2 separate regions of the Homo sapiens genome follow, and region 2 is linked to region 1. A link is a loop called in an ENCODE intact Hi-C map of the cell type or tissue named here. Cell type or tissue: uterus. All regions are shown on one strand. Each heading gives the region's core, and the rest is flanking DNA. Links, peaks and the distances in the headings are about the cores only.

Evidence for each region. Peaks named below come from ENCODE experiments on the same cell type or tissue, not always from the same donor. Only the 100,000 strongest peaks of a DNase experiment are listed, where the experiment ranks them.
Region 2: a loop joins it to region 1, with 3 times the contacts of the local background. A loop is called at or near these places in 73 of 110 quality-filtered maps.

What each region holds. Positions count from the first base shown.
Region 1 is chr22:23,160,438-23,168,818 of GRCh38, reverse strand. RAB36 (RAB36, member RAS oncogene family) reads right to left here. Exons shown (of 11, transcript NM_004914.5): 10 at 7,821-7,940; 11 at 3,156-7,319. The coding sequence ends at 7,255. It also overlaps a transcript of RSPH14 not described here. Among named protein-coding and RNA genes, the nearest start is that of BCR, 16 kb to the left of the region's middle. RefSeq lists an enhancer at 1,664-2,165. In uterus, for the core only: no CTCF peak of the experiment used is centred there; a DNase peak (open chromatin) is centred at 4,954; H3K27ac peaks cover 777 bases.
Region 2 is chr22:23,391,426-23,399,678 of GRCh38, reverse strand. It overlaps the pseudogene ZDHHC8BP and the pseudogene CCDC188BP. Among named protein-coding and RNA genes, the nearest start is that of LINC01659, 38 kb to the left of the region's middle. RefSeq lists enhancers at 1-135, 225-779, 6,278-6,778. In uterus, for the core only: no CTCF peak of the experiment used is centred there; no DNase peak of the experiment used is centred there.

The DNA of each region.
Region 1 (8,381 bases), core at 187-8,186:
CTGCTGACAGTGCCCAGGGACAGGAGTCCCATGCCTGCTCCCTCACCTTCCTGGGGCCCAGGCTTAGACACTGGCTGGTGGCCCTGAATACTGAGGGGGTGCCTGGACAAAGGGGAGGAGGCCAGGAAGGGTCTGTGCTGCCTGGAAGGAGCATGTGACAGTCATACGTCCTGGCTGCTCATCAGTTTCCTTCAGGGGAAGGCTGACATATGGGAGATGACATTGGTAGGCCACAGCAGATGGCAGAGGAGCCTGGGAACTGCTGGGAGGGCATCGCATCTCACACAGTGCCTGAAGCGGCAGGTGTCTGTGTGTGTGTGTGGCGGGGAGCGGTGCCCAGGGTCCACCCAGTCTCCAGGAGCCGCTTCTCCCTCAGGAGAGGAGGGGTCCCTCTCTGTGCTGTGAGTTTCTTCCTCTGAAACCCCCCACATGTCTTCTCTCATCCCTGTCCTGGGCTCCCTTGGTTGCTGTGTCTCTCTGCAGTCCCCTCCAAGCCTGGGATTCCTTGGCTACCTGTCAGCATCCCCGGGGGCCCAGGACTTCAAGAGCTGGAGGGAGCTGCCTCCCAGTCTAGCCCTGCCTGTGTGGACCCAGGGCTTATGCCCCATGCCAAGCCTGGCTCACCTGTGAAAATGGGGTCGGGCTGGCATCTGCCGTGTGGGCTGCGGGAGGAGTGAATGGGAGAATGCAAAGGGCTGGGCCAGAAAGGGGGCTCCAGGAAAGCTGAATGCATGAACAAGTAAGAATTAGTGCAGCCTGGGCAACACAGACCCTATCTCTGTGAAATTAAAAAAAAAATTAAAAATTAGCTGGGCATGCTGGCTCATTCCTGTAGTCCCAACAACTTGGGAGGCTGGGGTGGGGGGATTGCTTGATGATGGAAAGTTGCACTGAGCTATGATCACGCCATTGCACTCCAGCCTGGGTAACAATGCGAGACCCCATCTCAAAAAAAATGAGAATTAGTCAATGAAGCCAGGTGCAGTAGTGCACCTGTAGTCCCAGCTGTTCAGAAGGCTGAGACAGGAGGATTGCTTGAGACCGGGAGTTTGAGGCCAGCCCAGGCAACACAGCGAGACCCTGGCTGTGTTGCCTTAAAAAAAAAAATAAATTAATTAAAAAAAGAGTTAATGAATGAGTGAACGTGTCAATTTAACCGATCCTCTGTCCATTTCAGTATTCAGTTACCTAGATTGTAGGTGACCTGAGTTCTCCTGGGTTAAGATGCCCTGCATCCCTCCAGAGAGTGAGGTTTGTCTGACAGTGGTCCATCCCATCCCCCAGGCTGAAATGTGAGTCGAATGGATCCTGCTGGCCTCCTCTCCACTCCAGAGGCCTGCAGCAGGGCTGGGAGGAGGGGGAGGCAGGCAGGCACCCAGGGGACAGGGTTGAAAGATGCTGAGAGCAACTGCCTTGCTCCGGTCCCTGTGGAGCCTCTGTCAACCATGGCTGCTGGGCTGGGAAGGACAGAATCATAGACTCACATTGTGAGGGTGCAGGGAGCGGCAGTGAAGGGGAAGGCTCAGCTGGGGGACCCTGAGGAGGGCTGAGCTTGGTTGGGGCCATGCGAATAAACTCCTTTTGGGGTTCGACCCTGGGTGGCAGTGTGCTGGGGCAACTGACTGAGAGACATTGAGCCCCAGGGGTGAGGGCACCTGCAGCAGATTCCCACTGGGATTAGACTCCAAGTGGGGTTGGCAGCAGAGGCAGGGGAGGGACCAGGAGTTCAGAGGAGGAGGAGGTGCTCAGGTGTGTCCCATCTCTTCAGCTGTCTGCACCTCAGTCTCCCCACCTGTCAGGCGGGGACAGGGCGGGGGTGGTAGTGAGCCCACAGCATTGCTGTGGTTAAACGAGCTTCCAGAGCACCTCACTGCATACGGGGCTGGCACAAAGAGCGTGCTCCATAAATGTGGCCTCTTGCTACTCCCCCAGGAGGCACCCCACTCCTGGATGACTTCTGCTTTGGGGAACAGTGGGTCAGAATTTCCACTGCAAGTGGGTTCCAGTGGGTGGTGGGTGGTGGTGCCTGCTGGGGTCAGGGGTGACCTGGGCTCTGGCCTCGCCCTCTTGGGATCCAAGGTGTAGAGCACCAGTTAACAACATCGTGTGAGGCTGCACTGTGAGACTAGCCGTGCACTCATTCCAAGGCTTACTTAGTAGGCTGGTGCTGGGGATGCAGCAGTGAACAAGGCAGACCACCAAGGCCACCAGGACGGTAAGGGAATTGTAAAGAGACCAGGATAGGGATCAAGGGCAACCTGACCCAGCTGGAGAGGCTAAAGCAGGCTTTCTTGAGGAAGCACCTCTATGCTGAGTTCATTGGCAAAGGTCAGGGTAAGGAGCTGTTGCTTAGGGAGAAAGCCCTTGCTTTGCCTCAGGACAAAAAAGGAGCAGACATTGGGACACAGCCCTTCATCTTACTCTCTCCCTTAGTTCCCTATATTGCACCCCACCCCCCCATATTGGCCCCCAATGCATCAGACCTCCAGTTCTTCACACCCTTATGAAATCCCCTCCCACACTGACTCTGGACTTTGGACATTTGGCCAAAATGCCCCATTTTGGCCAAATATAGCAAGTGTGATGTAAACAGAGGCTTGATAAGCACTTACACATTGGGGCTTGTCTCTGGAAACACTCCTTTTTTTTTTTTTTTTTTTTTTTTTTTTTTAAAAGACAGAGTCTCACTCCGTCACCCAGGCTGGAATGCAGTGGCAAGATCTCGGCTCACTGCAACTTCCACCTCCCAGGTTCAAGTGATTCTCCTGCCTCAGCCTCCCAAGTAGCTGGGACTACAGGTGCGTGCCACCATGCCTGGCTAATTTTTTGTATTTTTAGTAGAGACAGGGTTTCACCATGTTAGCCAGGATGGTCTCTATCTCCTGACCTCGTGATCCGCCCGCCTTGGCCTCCCAAAGTGCTGGGATTACAGGCATGAGCCACTGTGCCCAGCCTGGAAACAGTCCTTTTTAGAAACCAGCCACCACACTGTGAGGAAGCCCAAGCTGCCATGTGGCAAGGCCCTGCCAAGCATTCAGGTAGAGCCACACCACCTGCCACTCATATGAGGGAGGCCATTTTGGACTCTGGGAGAGTCATCCTAGTGGCCCAGCTACCAAGCAGGGAGCGGAAGAATAGCTGGTCAAATCATAGAATCATGAGAAATAATACATGCTTGTTGCTTTAAGCAATGAAGTTTTGGAGTGATTTGTTACATAGTACTAAATAGCACAAACATTTTTCTGCCCGAAGTCCAATTCTTTCCTGTGCCCAGAGCCTCTCTAGCTGGCATGAAGTGTCCTTCCCGAGACCTGTTCAGTTCTGCCCTGAAACTTTCTGTGGCTGGCTCCTACCAAGCTCTTCCCAAGATCAGAACATATCCTCCAGCCCCAAACCGCCTTCACTGGCTGATGCCCTGTGAGGGTCTCTGGGTCAGACAGGACTGGGGTTTGCAAGTGAGGGATGAGGCACAACTGTCCCTGGCCACCAAGGAGAGCCAAGCACAGGATTGTTCCCCAGGCAGGTGTAAGTTTCGTGTGGTGGCATCTGGGTCAGAGTGCAATCTGTCTGCTGGGAACATGGTCTTGTTTGAGCAACCTTCTTGCTTCCCTGCCTTCTTTACACATCTATTGAGCACCTACTGTGGGCCCTTCCTCCCAGAGGTGCTAGGGGAGACAGTAGAGGTGATGAGGTCACTGTCCTGGCTCTTGGGGTTCCACAGATGGGTGGGGGAGAAAGCCCAGATGTGACCAATCACACTCAAGGTATCAAGTGCTGCGAGAGCTGTGGGGGTGTCCACAGAGGCCTCTCTGGGAGTAGGGGTGTCCCAGCCGTTGGGCACAGAAGAGGGGTCTGGCATCTGCAGACTGCATTGTGACCAGGGATGAAACTGGAGCACAGGGGCCTGTGGGGGTGGGGTGGGCTGGGTGGTGAGGAGCCTCGAAAGCCAGAGCGAGAGCACCCTGGGACCTAGCCCTGGGGAGCCAGGAAGTGACAGGAGAGGACCTGCTTCAGGTACGTGTCTCCAGCAGAAGAGACAGGTGAACGGAAGGACACACAGATGGACAGAGAGCAGGAAAGGGTCCAGGGAAACAGGGAAGAGGAAAAAGGCGTTTCGGCAGCACTTGGACGCGGTCACTGTGGTCATTGCCGCACCTTGGCTGCAGGGGGCTGCTTGCCTGGGCCCACAAGACCAGACCAACAGAAAGTGCCTCTGCCCAGGAAACTTACTGCCCGATGCTGGGAAAGAAGGAAATGTCTTCATTAAATCATCAAAGTGAGGGTGCGCAAACCACCCTGAAGCAATTCTGACCGAGAAGATGCTGCATCAACTTGGGGTGGGGGGACAACTGAGCCCCTTGCGTTTCCGTGGCGACCTTACTCTTCTGTCCTCCCAGGCCAAATATCAAAGTTCGAGAGGCCACAACTATGTCAGTCAGGGTGTGTGGGAATCAGCTGGCACATTGCAGGAGGTAATATGAGGACGATTTAATCAAGGACCATTTACAGAGGTGGGGGTGTACGTGAGGCAGTACAGCTCTAGCTCAGAAGCTGGTAACAGCTGGACACCACACCCACCCCCGCAAACATATCCTGGAGGCCCGAAGGGGCAAGGGAAGGGAGCTGTGGAGAACGACAGTCCACCATGGGCAGGTTCTCCCGTCCTGTGAAGCTTATGCCCAGCAAACCTGGTCTTCCTAATGGACCCCAATGCTGTCTGCCCGACCACAGGCTGCATTTAGTGGACCAGGCTGGGGGCCGCAGTCGGGAGAAGGGCCTTCCTGAGTACGCAAAGCTATAACTACAAGAATGGCCACTGCAGCACCATTGGCAAGAGCTAAAAGCTGGACACAAGCCGGATGGCCCGCGGATGGGGAGGGTCAAATGAACTACAATCCATCCACATGAAAACTGGGCGCTGCTACAGGAAGGAGGCTCCTTGTGTGCCATCAGGGAGAGGCCTTGGCGCCAGCTCCCTAGGAAGGCAGGCTGCCAGGCAGTATGTCCAGAAGGAGCTCACTCTGGTGAAAACAACAAACAAGCCATCAACACTAGCTGTGCAGGCAAAGGCACAGAGTCCAGAAGGAATAGTCCTGACTGTTAGCAGAGCTAACAGTCTTTCCTGCTCTCTGTCCATCTGTGTGTCCTTCCATTCATCCATCTCTTCTGCTGGAGACACTTCAGGGGCGCAGCTAATGTGGCGGGGGGGGGGCTTTCACCTTGTATTTTATATGCTTTGTACTGTCTTTGTTCACACTAAACATACAACCCCTTTAAAAGTCATTTATGGAGGCCGGACGCGGTGGCTCAGGCCTGTAATCCCAGCACTTTGGGAGGCCGAGGCGGGCAGATCACGAGGTCAGATCATCGAGACCATCCTGGCTAACACGGTGAAACCTCTCTCTACTAAAAATATAAAAAATTAGCCCGGCATGGTCACACGTGCCTGTAGTCCCAGCTACTCGGGAGGCTGAGGCAGGAGAATGGCATGAACCCGGAAGGGGAAGCTTGCAGTGAGCCAAGATCGTGCCATTGCACGCCAGCCTGGGTGACAGAGACTCCATCCCGCCGCCCAAAAGAAAACATAAAAATGAATAAAATCATTTATGGCCGGGCATGGTGGCTCACCCTTGTAATCCCAGCACTTCGGGAGGCCGAGGTGGGCAGGTCACCTGAGATCAGGAGTCCGAGAGCAGCCTGACCAACATGGAGAAACCCCATCTCTACTAAAAATACAAAATTAGCCAGGCATGGTGGTGCATGCCTGTAATCCCAGCTACTTGGGAGGCTGAGGCAGGAGAATCGCTTCAACCTGGGAGGCAGAGGTTGCACTGAGCCGAGATTACGCCATTGCACTCCAGCCTGGGCAACAAGGGTGAAACTCCATCTCAAAAAAAAAAAAAAGTCATTTATATAAAAAACTACAAAAAATATGTTGAAGGGGGAATGAATAGAAAAAGATGCCAGTGTTCTTCCCTAACTGGTATTTGGCAATCGCTGAGCTGAACATTTACAGGGCAGCTGCAGTGTGCCAGGCCCTAGGAGAGCAGTACTGATCAGAAGGCTGCCTGCAAGGTGCTCGCCATCTACGGGAAGCAACAGCACGAGACGGGTGGGATGAGTGGGCATAGCCAGGTGACAGGGGCCTGGGGCTGTGGGGCTGGTTCATAGCAGTGAGAAAACCCTGTGGATGAGCATACTGGGCAGAGAGGCTGGGGAATGTGTGGGGTATTTCTGTCTGCTCTGCATGTGCAGGAGGCGGTGTTGGAGACAGGAACATGCTAGACTTGGCAGGGCCTCTGAAGTCCTCTAAAGGTGCATGGACACCATTACAAAGGTCCTAAGAGATGTATAGGCCAATGAGAGAGGGATGGAGAGGCAGCAGTGGGCACAGGCCCAGCATGAGTGCCAGAGGAGGGCAGTGCCATGTTCAAGGGCTGCAGAGTGAGTTACCCTAGGACAGCTGTGCAGTCTGCCTCCCGCAGCACACAGGTAAATGCACTGTCCAGGTGGGCCAGAAAGGCCTGAGTGGTTGTTCTGCACATCCTGGCCCACGGACCAGGAGGGCAGGACCTAGGGATCTCAGAGGTGCCAGAGATAGCCCTTCAGCCAGAACAGGTCTAAGAGACATTTTGTCCATTGTCCTCCAGAGGTGCTGGTCTGCCCAGGAACCTTGAGCATCCGTGGCAGAAGGACAGTGAGGCCTGAAGCTCTGAGACCCAGAACCATAAGTCCTGCTGACAACAGAAAACTCCCAGGGGGAATGGCAGGTGGCCTCTCCTTCAGGTGCTGACTTTGACAAGTCCAGGTTGCCTGGAACACTGTGACGGATCCTGGGGACACATCCAAGATCGCTGGGAAAGAGTGCAGGGTTGACTGCTGATGTGGGCCATGGCCGAGTAGTATAGACCGACGCAGGAGTTTGCAGTTCTGAGGCCTCTTGAGGCCAAAGGTGACTGTCTGATGACCCTGCAAATGGACTGGCCTTTTATGGGATCACCACAGTGCCTGCACTGGCCCGGTGGTGTGGGGCTCCCAGGCAGCCAGTGGGGGCCTTTTCTAGTGCCCAACCTGCAACGGACAAGTGACTGTGCCCTGGAGCTGAGCCCGGTGGGTGGGTGGAGGGACTGGAACATGGGCCTACAGCTTGAGGGCGACACGCTGCAGAGCTTGGGCTCCAGTCTCCACACCACAGTCACGGAAATTCCTGTCCGTGTGTGTGCAGGGAGCGGAGGCCTTCCACGCAGGCCCCAGTTAGCAGCAGCCCAGGCTGGAGGGCCTCTTGCTCTCCTGGGTCTCGGGCGGACTCCCTTCCATTTCTGTAAGGAGGGGAGAAGTAATTTAGCATCAACCAGGAATCCTGTAGCTGACACTGGGCAGGGGATGCCGGCCCTGACAGTCAGAGCTGTGAGCTGAAGCTTCTGGGCCTGCTGTTCAAGGCCTGAATGGCCTGACACAAGCCAAGAGAGGGCCTTCCAGGCACTGGAACAGAGAGGGCAAAGGTGCAGACTGGGAGAGCCGGGGCCAGGACACATCTGCAGAGCCTGGGACGCCCAGCCTGGGCTATGAGGACCTCATGGATGCCCATGAGGTCCATGTGTCAGGAGAACAGGGAGGGCTAGGGAGGGTGTCTGACCTGGCAGGTGGAATCAGAGGGGCTACAGGCCTGAGGCTGCAGTGACACCCTGAGAGGAGGGTCAAAGGACAGGAGAGGGCCACAAGTTCAGGAAATGGCAAGGCCTCAGGTGACGAGGATGGCGCATGTGGATTTTAGGCCTCCAGCCTACTCCCCAGCCCAACCCAGTCACACCTATACTCACGGATTAGGTCTCCATTGCCGACCTGGAGCCGGGCACTGCTCTGCCTCTCCAGGTCCTGCAGCACCGACTGCTCGAATGCCAGGGCGGCTACGCGGCTGAAGAATGCCTTCACGTTCTCGCCTGTGGGCCCACAAGACAGCCGGGACCTCATCAGTGTTTCTCCTTGCCCCTTAATGCATCTGGGTGTGAAAGCCAGGCTAGCCTACCCTCAGGTTGGCACGTAGCCCTTTCTAGAGCACCCTGACAGTAACAATGACCCCAGGAGGGCACAGCCCCACCCACTCACACAGGCAGCACAGTGCCAGGGGCAGGGTCCACTGGCCTGGCCTCCCACCTGGCTCCAGCCTCCCAACTCCCACCCCACTGCCTGCTTGGGCCACTCCCTCAAACTTCTGAGCCTTTGCTTCCCAGCATCTACTCTTCCAATCAGATGCTACTATGGCCCAAGTGTTGGAAGATGTGGAACTCAGGACAGATATGTGCCTGCCCTCCTGTCACTTTCCATACCTGTCCGGTGGGGCTGTGAGGATTGATTTGCTGTCAGCCCCCACATGGAGCCTT
Region 2 (8,253 bases), core at 1-8,000, 230 kb before region 1:
GGCACTCCCCACTCACCATCCTACACAGGCCCCAAAGGTGTCACCTTCATCCAAATGGACCTCCTAGAGCCACCGCCCTCGCTGACCGTGCAGAGGTGGGTGCTGGGAGGTGCGGGTGGGCTTCCTGGCACAGGGCAGCTGTCCAGCCGTCTGCAGGGCCCCTCTTGGCTGGGCACTCATAGGTCATCCCAGGGGCCTGAGTTTTTCTCTGGGGACGGGACAGGGAGGATGCGCCTCACCCTGCATTGAAGGCTTTGGCTAGCCCGTGTGGCCCAGCTCTGAGGATGTCCTGGGCATGCTCTGGGGACAGGGTATGAGAATTTGTGTCCTGATCCCAATGACTTGTTCTTCCAGAGCTGGCACAGACCCAGCACGTAGGAGGCCATGGGGCTTTCTCTTTGGGGTCAGTATCATGTGGCAGCCTGGGCCTCCTTTAGGCTGTGGCTCTGGCATCCTGGGTCACAGTGGCCCTGTCTACCCGGTGCTCTCCCTGGGCCTGCTTTGCTGCATCTCTAGGAGGCTGGGGCTGAGGACATTACCTCGCAGCAGAATGTGCCTCCCTGGGTGGCCGGGCCCTGGCCCTCCCTGTGGGACATAGTTCTGGGAAGCAGGGGCTTCCCTGCTCGTAGTGGGGAAACTGAGGACTGGAGAAAGCAGGCTGGCTCCAGGCACCCAGCAGGTTGGTAACTGAGAGAGCGGGGTCAGCTGGCTTGTAGGCCCAGGCCCAGGTAGGAGAGCTGCACACCTGCTGGGGCCAGGACCCACGCCACGGACGCATGGTGTCCTCACGGCATCTGTCGTCTGTCACCCCGTCTGGGCCTGGAAACCTCAAGCACAGGCTCAGCTGTTTCCTGTCGTCAGATGCGGCCCCAGGGGGAGAGCCCAGCCCCGCCCAGCCCAGCCCAGGCCACTTGGCCACAAAGGGGCTGAGGGCACAGCAGTCCAGCCCTGAGGAGGCCTCCCCTACCCCACAGGGTAGGAGTCTGTTCAGCTTTTGTGGAGTTGGGGAGGAGGCTGCCACTGGGAGTGATGAGTGGGGAGCCCGAGACCTAGAAGTGGGCAGCATTGCAGCCAGGCAGGGATCGCAGCCCGGGGACAAAGGGCTCTCACCTTGAGAAGGTTTAAGCAGCAAGGATAGAGCTGCTGTTGGTCAGCGCTGGTGGGCAGGAGGGCAGCCCCTCGTTTTCCTGAGAGAGAGCAGGAATGAGGCCAGGCAGAGTGGCCGGGCTCCCAGTGCAGAGCAGGGCAGGGGCTCCATTCAGTGCCCACCTGACTGCCCCATGCTCTCTGTGGCCAGTGCTGCCTAGGGACCCAGGGACTTGGGAGGGTGGTGGCAGTTCTGACAACATCTGTCCTGTGATGGCACAGCCGCTCCCCAGGCAGGCTCTGCATCTCCCTCCTACTTTCTGGGTGAACCCTCCGAGCCTAGAGGGCAGGGACTGCCCAGGGCCCCACGACATGGCTACACCAGTCCACGTCTGTGTCGTCTCTGTCCTGTTGCCTCCTCCGTCCTCTGTCCCCGTGTTCGTGTGTTCACCGTGTGCATGCGTGTATGTGCTTGTTTTGATGCAGGGACCACCCTCAGCTGAAGACTCCCCCAGGTAAGCTTAATGGGCAGTCTCTGGGCCTGGCCCGGCTGGGACCTGCCACAGGCCCCCCAGGGCCCTCTGCCAGATCTATGTGGCACACGCTGGTTAAGAAGGTGTCTGGCGTGGGTGGGACCATGTACGAGATCCTGGTGTGAGGACTGACCACCACCCATCCGCCGTGGTGCCACGGGGACCAGGACCCCGCAGCACACCCCCGTTCCCCATCAACTTCTCTGCCCCAGGGACCCAAGGCCACCCCAGCCTGGTGTGGACCCATCGGCGGGAGAGAGTGCCACGCCTCCACAGCTTGCCGCAAGCGCTCTGCCTGCCTGTCCACTCATCTGCCCGTCCACTCATCTGCCCATGGGGAAGTTGGCTCACTGGGCCAAGGGCCACTGGGCTGGTCTGTGTCTGGGCCCATCCCATGGCTGGGGCAGTGAGGGGGCCCAGTCAGTCTCTTTGGGGCACGCTCTCTCAGCCAGGCTTGGCTCACTCCCATCACCCATGCACCCCAGGTCATTGCCAGGCCAGCCCCCAACGGTCCCCTTACGGATGGGTCCCAGAGATCGACAGAGGCACCCAGGGCCCCCGCCGTCCTTCCGACACAGCCTGTGGGTTCCCAGACCGAGTGTCCCCAGCCAGGCTACTCCTAACACGTTGCCTTTCATGGACCCCGCTGGAAGCTCGTAGCTTGGCAAGGCCAATGATGCTTCTGCTCTGATCTGCTCTGGGTAGTGGTGGATGGGTGGACAGATGGCCAGCCATGTGTCAGTGTTCCGGCCGCCGCCGTCCCTTTCACCAAAGCCTGAACCTTTTTTTATGCTCTTATGGGAGGCAACGGGGCAGGCGGGAGCAGGCACGGGGGTGATGCTGCCACGGGGCCTGTGACACCCAGAGCCTCCTCCCCAGCCCTCAGGCCCTCCCTGCCAAACTGGAGAACCCTGCCCCAAGGCATGCCACGTCCCCAGCCCCGGCCTGGCTGCGGTGCTCACGCCGTGGCAAAGCACACTGGGGAGGGGTCAGTGCTTCCCTTGGTGTCAGGGACCTGAGAGTAAGCACACAACAGCGTCCGCTTGCGTTGTTTCTGTTTTATGTTTTTATATCTACATCTATATATCTATAATTTTATTTTAAAAAAGTTATTTTGATTCTTTCCTCAGGCAAGGCCAGGGCTGTTGCTGCAGAACCCCCAGAGTTAGGGGAGGGCAGGGGCCAGGCCTCAGAAGAGGGGGTGGCTGCTGTCTGGTGTGCAGGGATCGGTGGGTTCCTTGGGGGCATTTCTGTGGACTTGGGCTGAGTCAGAGGCTTGGGAGGAGGGGGTGGCCGATGGTCTGTGGCTGGGAAGTGTGAGGGTCTCTCGCCTTGGGTCTGCATCAGTTCTGGCAGTGACAGGGTGTTTGGGGGAAAGACTTGGGTCTGCCACTACCCACAGGGGAATCCCAGGAACCCAAGAGCTTGGGGAGATGAAATAGGGGTGCATAGGGGCCACCTGCTGGCACAGGGCCCTGTAGGGGCTGCTGAACCTGCTGGAACTCTCCTGCCTGCCAAATGCCAGGGGCAGCGCTGAGGGAGTGTGAGGGGTGCACAGCTGTTCGGGGCTGAGACATCCTGGGCTGAGGCTATCTCAGTGCGGGAAGGGTGTGAGCTCTAGGGCCCTGAAGCTGGTGCCGTGTTGACCAACTTTCTGCTTCTCTCTCACGGATGCCACAGCCCACAGGGGGTGGATTGGCACCTGCACCTGTGGATGGGGGCAGTGTGGCCAGCCTTGGGTGCCTCCTGGGCTGCTCCTGTGCCACCTTGGCCACCCAGAGGACCACCCACCACTGCGGGCCCCCTGGAGCCTGGTCGCCAGGGCACCCCCATGCGGGGCCATGTGCTGCCTGCCCTTGGCTGCCTCCAGTCTTTTCCCCAGCCTTTCCGGGCCCTAGCAGGATGACAAGTAGGCGGGTCTGGGACAGCCCAGCTGGGGACCCAGGAGGTCAGACTGCCATGGACCCTGGGGCAGGGCTGGGGGTGGGCTGGGCTCTCTTCACCAGCCACAGCTTGACAGACTCCCAGCCTGCCAGCGCCTGAGACCCTGTGTCCACGTGACCTCAAGGAGTCCCCCACCTGCTGCAGGGGGTCCAGCACCCCACAGGGGGCAGCCCCAGAGCTGTGGGGACCAGCACAACCTTTGCCCGGCCTCCCTGCCCAACCAACCTCTTTAGACTAAGCCACTTCCTCCTCTGGGAGCCCAGGCCTCCGTGGAGTGGGCTGGGTGGGGGGGTCTCAGGTTGCCCCCAAAGGTTTCTGCACTCCTCCTTCCCTTCCCCTGACACATGAACAGATGACTTAACTTCCTGGAGCCGCTAGCCTGGTGAGCCATTGGCCCCTGCCTGCCACCAAGGTCCTGTGGTCATGGCCAGCTCTGCCTGGGCCCCGCTGGGGTTGCCTGCTCCCAAAGATGATGCCGCTGGGAGCTCAGAGGGCCCAAGGCCCAAGTCCTGTGTCCTCCAGCAGTGGTACAGCCTATGGCAGCGTGGCATCCCGGCCAGCCCTTCAGCACAGGGTCCCTGTCCCTGGTTTACCTTGGGCTGCGGCTCTATTTCTCCCATTTTGGGATGAGAAAGCCACAAAACCATTCTCTATTGTTCTTAAGGGTATCCCTGCTAATTAATTCCCCAGATAGAATTTTTGGTGTTGATCTCCACAGTTCTGTCTACCAGTGTGGCCCCCTGGACCGGACAGGGCCCTGGGTTGGGGAGGTGACAGGACCTGGGCAGGGAGGGTGGTGGCCAGGAAGGGAGGGGAGTTGCATGAGGGGCATGAGGTCAGTGGATCAGCAGGTTCAGTGCTGAAAACCTGACCTCTGAGGTCCCTGGGAGGGCCTGGCCCAGGGGGCAAGACCTGAGGACTCCCCAGTCCTTACTGCTGTTGCCTTTCAGTGGAGACCCTCCTAAGACGCCTTGGGTCAGAGCCCCGTGCAGAGGGGCTGCCTTCTGGAGGGCAGGTGGGATGTGGGGTGGGAAGCCGGCCCTGAGCTGGGGTCTCCACCCTGAGGGACCCTCGCTGCCGGATCGCCCCGGCGTCCCTTCCCCAATTTCCACAGAGACGTGCTCACCGGCTACATATGTCATGATTCTATGTCCAACCACAGGCCCAACCCTCAGGACAGACCCCGCCACCCCCCTTCTCTGCAGCTCCTGGCAGGGACGGTGCACAGTGGTGCCGTGTGCAGGGGGCCAGCGCAGCCACTGGGCATCTGGGGCAGCGCTGGTCGCCTGGCCACCTCCTTGCTGGGGCCGCTGGGCCTCCGGCCTAGAAGGACAGGAAGCCATCCACCTCAAGGCGCAGGAAGGGGTCCAGCAGGGCCCGGAGCTTCCAGATGGTGGCACGGCTCAGCAGGGGCGGCACCAGCCCCTCGAAGGGCCTGGGGTTCACCATGTACACGTAGGCGACCAGCAGGGTGCCCAGCAGCAGCCTCAGGATCAGCAGCCTACGGGCGGTGGCAGTCAGGGCCAGGGGCACGCAGGGGGCCTGGGGGCTGGGCTCTGCCACACAGTCACCTACCAGAGCTGGCCTGCCAGGCCCTTGGAGCTTTCCAACTTTGGTCTCCCTTTCTGATGGGGAGGGGAGCCCACTCCGAGGGTCCAGGCTGAGGGCGGGGATCCCTGGCTTTGGGAAACCCTCCTCAGACAGGGCTCCCCGCACCGCAGCCCTGGCCCCTTCCTCCTGGACAGGCTCCTGCAGCCACTTTTCAGATGCCCCCCACCCTGGACCTGCTCTGCTGGAGCTCATTTCTCCCCCTTGCCCAAGCAGGGTGCTGGGTGGGGGGCTGGTCTCCAGACCCAGAGTGGGGCGTGGGGGGCTCACTGCCATGCTCGCCATCTGCGGCTCCTTCTTGGCCTGAGTGTGGCACTGGGCCCGCTCCCTGCAGAGGCCTCACTGTCAAGACCCCACGCCCTCCACCCCCCAGCCTGGCACCCACCCCCGGCTCAGTGCTATGGAGGTAGGTGGGGAGGGTCAAGGATGTATCTGCCTTGTCCTGACCAGAACCCCTTCCGAGACCCTGCTCAGCTGGCCCAGCCCCTGCCCCTGTGTTACCTGAGAATCTCCAGCTGGATGTCCTCCATCTGGTCCAGCACGCCCCAGATGTCCTTCTTGAGGTTCTGGGGGCCAGAGGAGGTAAGCACATGAGGCCCCTGGCCCTGCCCTCCCCGGCCTCTTGCCCGCCGGGCCCCATCCTTCTGGGTGCTGCCTTGTGGGGACCTACCAGGAGCCCGGTGGCCTGGTTGTTCAGGGCCACGTGCATCTCAGCCACGTTGTCCCACGCCTGGGAGAAGGTGGGGTCACGCCTGAGGAGCAGGACCCACGGGGTGGCCCCCAGCACCCCTCCCCCTCAGCCAGGCGGGCACCTCTGTGATGACCATCTTCTTCCTCTCAAAGCACAGGCGGATCTGCTGCAGCTCGTTGAGGGTGGGGCCCAGGGTGGGCTTGGGCAGCATCAGCAGGGTGGCCGGTACCTCCCCGCCGGGCCCACTAGCCTACTGCACGAAGACCTCCCTCCCTAATGAACCCCTCAGGCCCACCTGGAGTGCTGTACGAAGCTTCCTCCCCCCACAGCCCCTCCCCCAGGCCCACCAGGGACGGCTGCACGAAAGCCTCTTGCCCCTGGGACAGCTCCCGCCGCAGCAGCTGCAGAGGTGCCCTGTTCCCCAAGGGCTGCGTGCCAGCCGGGTCGGGGGGCTGTGGGAGAGCCCCCAGATCAGCCCCAAGGCTGTGGGCTAGTGGGGCATTGGCTGCATGGGGTCCCTGGGCCCTGTACTTACCCAGGCCAGAGCAGTGCAGCTTGAGTGTTCGGGACACAGGGGCAGGAACTGCTGCCCCGGCCCCAGGAGGGCCCCCAGCTGCTCCCGAAGGTCCTGGTTCTGTCTTTTCTGGGGTGGGGAGCAGAGAGAGGGGACTGCTTGTCATGGCCGCTCCTGGGGCTGGGGCTGGGGCTGGGGCAGGGGCGCCAGGTGATGGGTGGGTGCTCACCAGGCTGTGGTTCTCCTGCTCCAGGAAGGACTGTTCTGCAGAGCCCAGAGGCCCACACTGAAGCTGGGACAGGGCTGCCTTGGGCAAGGCCAGGGCCCCTCCCTCTGATGACAGGGGTGGGCATGGGCAGGGTCTGACCCCGGAGCCAGTGAATCCCCCCTGCCTGGGAGCCCCCTGGTTCGACCCTGGGTGCAGGGGCCAGCCCCACCCGAGCCCTGACTCCAGGTCTCCTTGTCTCAGCCCTTCAGGGTTTCTCGCTCTCTGCTCCTCGCTGGACAGAAAAGATCCTGGCAGCCTCGCCCTCCACCCTGGATCCCCTCCCCACTACCCCCTGCCCCTGGGACTGGGTAAGGTCTCTGGGACTGCACTGAGTGAGCAGAGGAGATGGGGCCCAGGCAGGGTCACACTACAAATCCCTGGCAGTGCTAGTCCAGGCATCCTCCATGGCTGCTGGAGGCTGCGGCTGGGGGACACTGGGGTTGGGCGTGGCCGCAGGGGCCCAGGGTTTTCAGCCCCTCCATCCTTCCCTGCAACCCCTTCCTGACCCCAGGTCCAGGCTCTGGCCTGGCCCGACCTGCTGCCCTCTTATTGAGGGCTCTGGGTGACCCACTGGCTCCCAGTCACAAAGGCCTGGGTGCAGCCAGGGAGGTCACAGTGGGCCCCTTCCACCTGGTCCTGAAGCTGCCCCGCCTGATGACCTCACTGCCTCTGACCCACCAAGAGTTTTTTTTCTTTCTTTCTTTTTATGGGAAAGGGCCTTGCTCTGTCACCCAGGCTGGAGTGCAGTGGCACAATGATGTCTCATTGCGGCCTCCAATCCCTGTGCTCAGGCAATCCTCCCATCTGAGCCTCCCAAGTAGCTAGGACTACAGATTTATGCAACCATGCCCGGCTAATTTTTAAATTTTTTGCAGAGATGGGGGGGTCTCCCTGTGTTGCCCAGCTGGTCTCAAACTCCTGGCCTCAAGCGATCTCTTGCCTCAGCCTCTGAAAGTGTTGGGATTACAGACGTGAGCCACTGCACCCAGCCTGGTTATTTTTCTTAAGATGTAAAACCGATAATACACACACAGTGTGGATTCAAAAAATACCAAACAATAAAAATGGCGCCCAAGCCTTTCCCACTTCTATCTCCTGTCCCTGCAGCCAGGAGCCGCCTCTTTAAGCTCCTCCTGGAGGTGGGCTGCCGTCCTCTGCCCCTCGTCCCCACGGAAGAGGTCATTCTGTAGCCCAGCTTTTATTTTCGCCTAATGTATCTCTGAGGTTTTAAAACATTCTTTTCTAGCTATCTATTGAACATTTACTTTATGCCAGATCCAGTACATGCCATTGTTATCCTCTGTTTACAGGTGGGGAAGCTGAGGCAGGAAGCCCTTTAGTCACTTGCCGAAGGCCACGCTGTTACCCATGGGACCGGTTTTGGGCGGCCGAAGAGCACTCATGGGGCCGGATTCACGCCCCAGGCCCGTTCCCTCCTGCTCTCTGGTGCTCCTCACGCCATTGGCCCCACTGCCTCTCACTGCCCGTGAGTCCCTGTGCCCGTGTCCTCCTTCTTGAACCCCTCAGCCCTCAGTTAACCCTCAGAAAGCTGGCTCGGAGAAGTCCTTGTGTGGTATCTGGGAGGCAGAGTTTGCCGTGAGCCGAGATT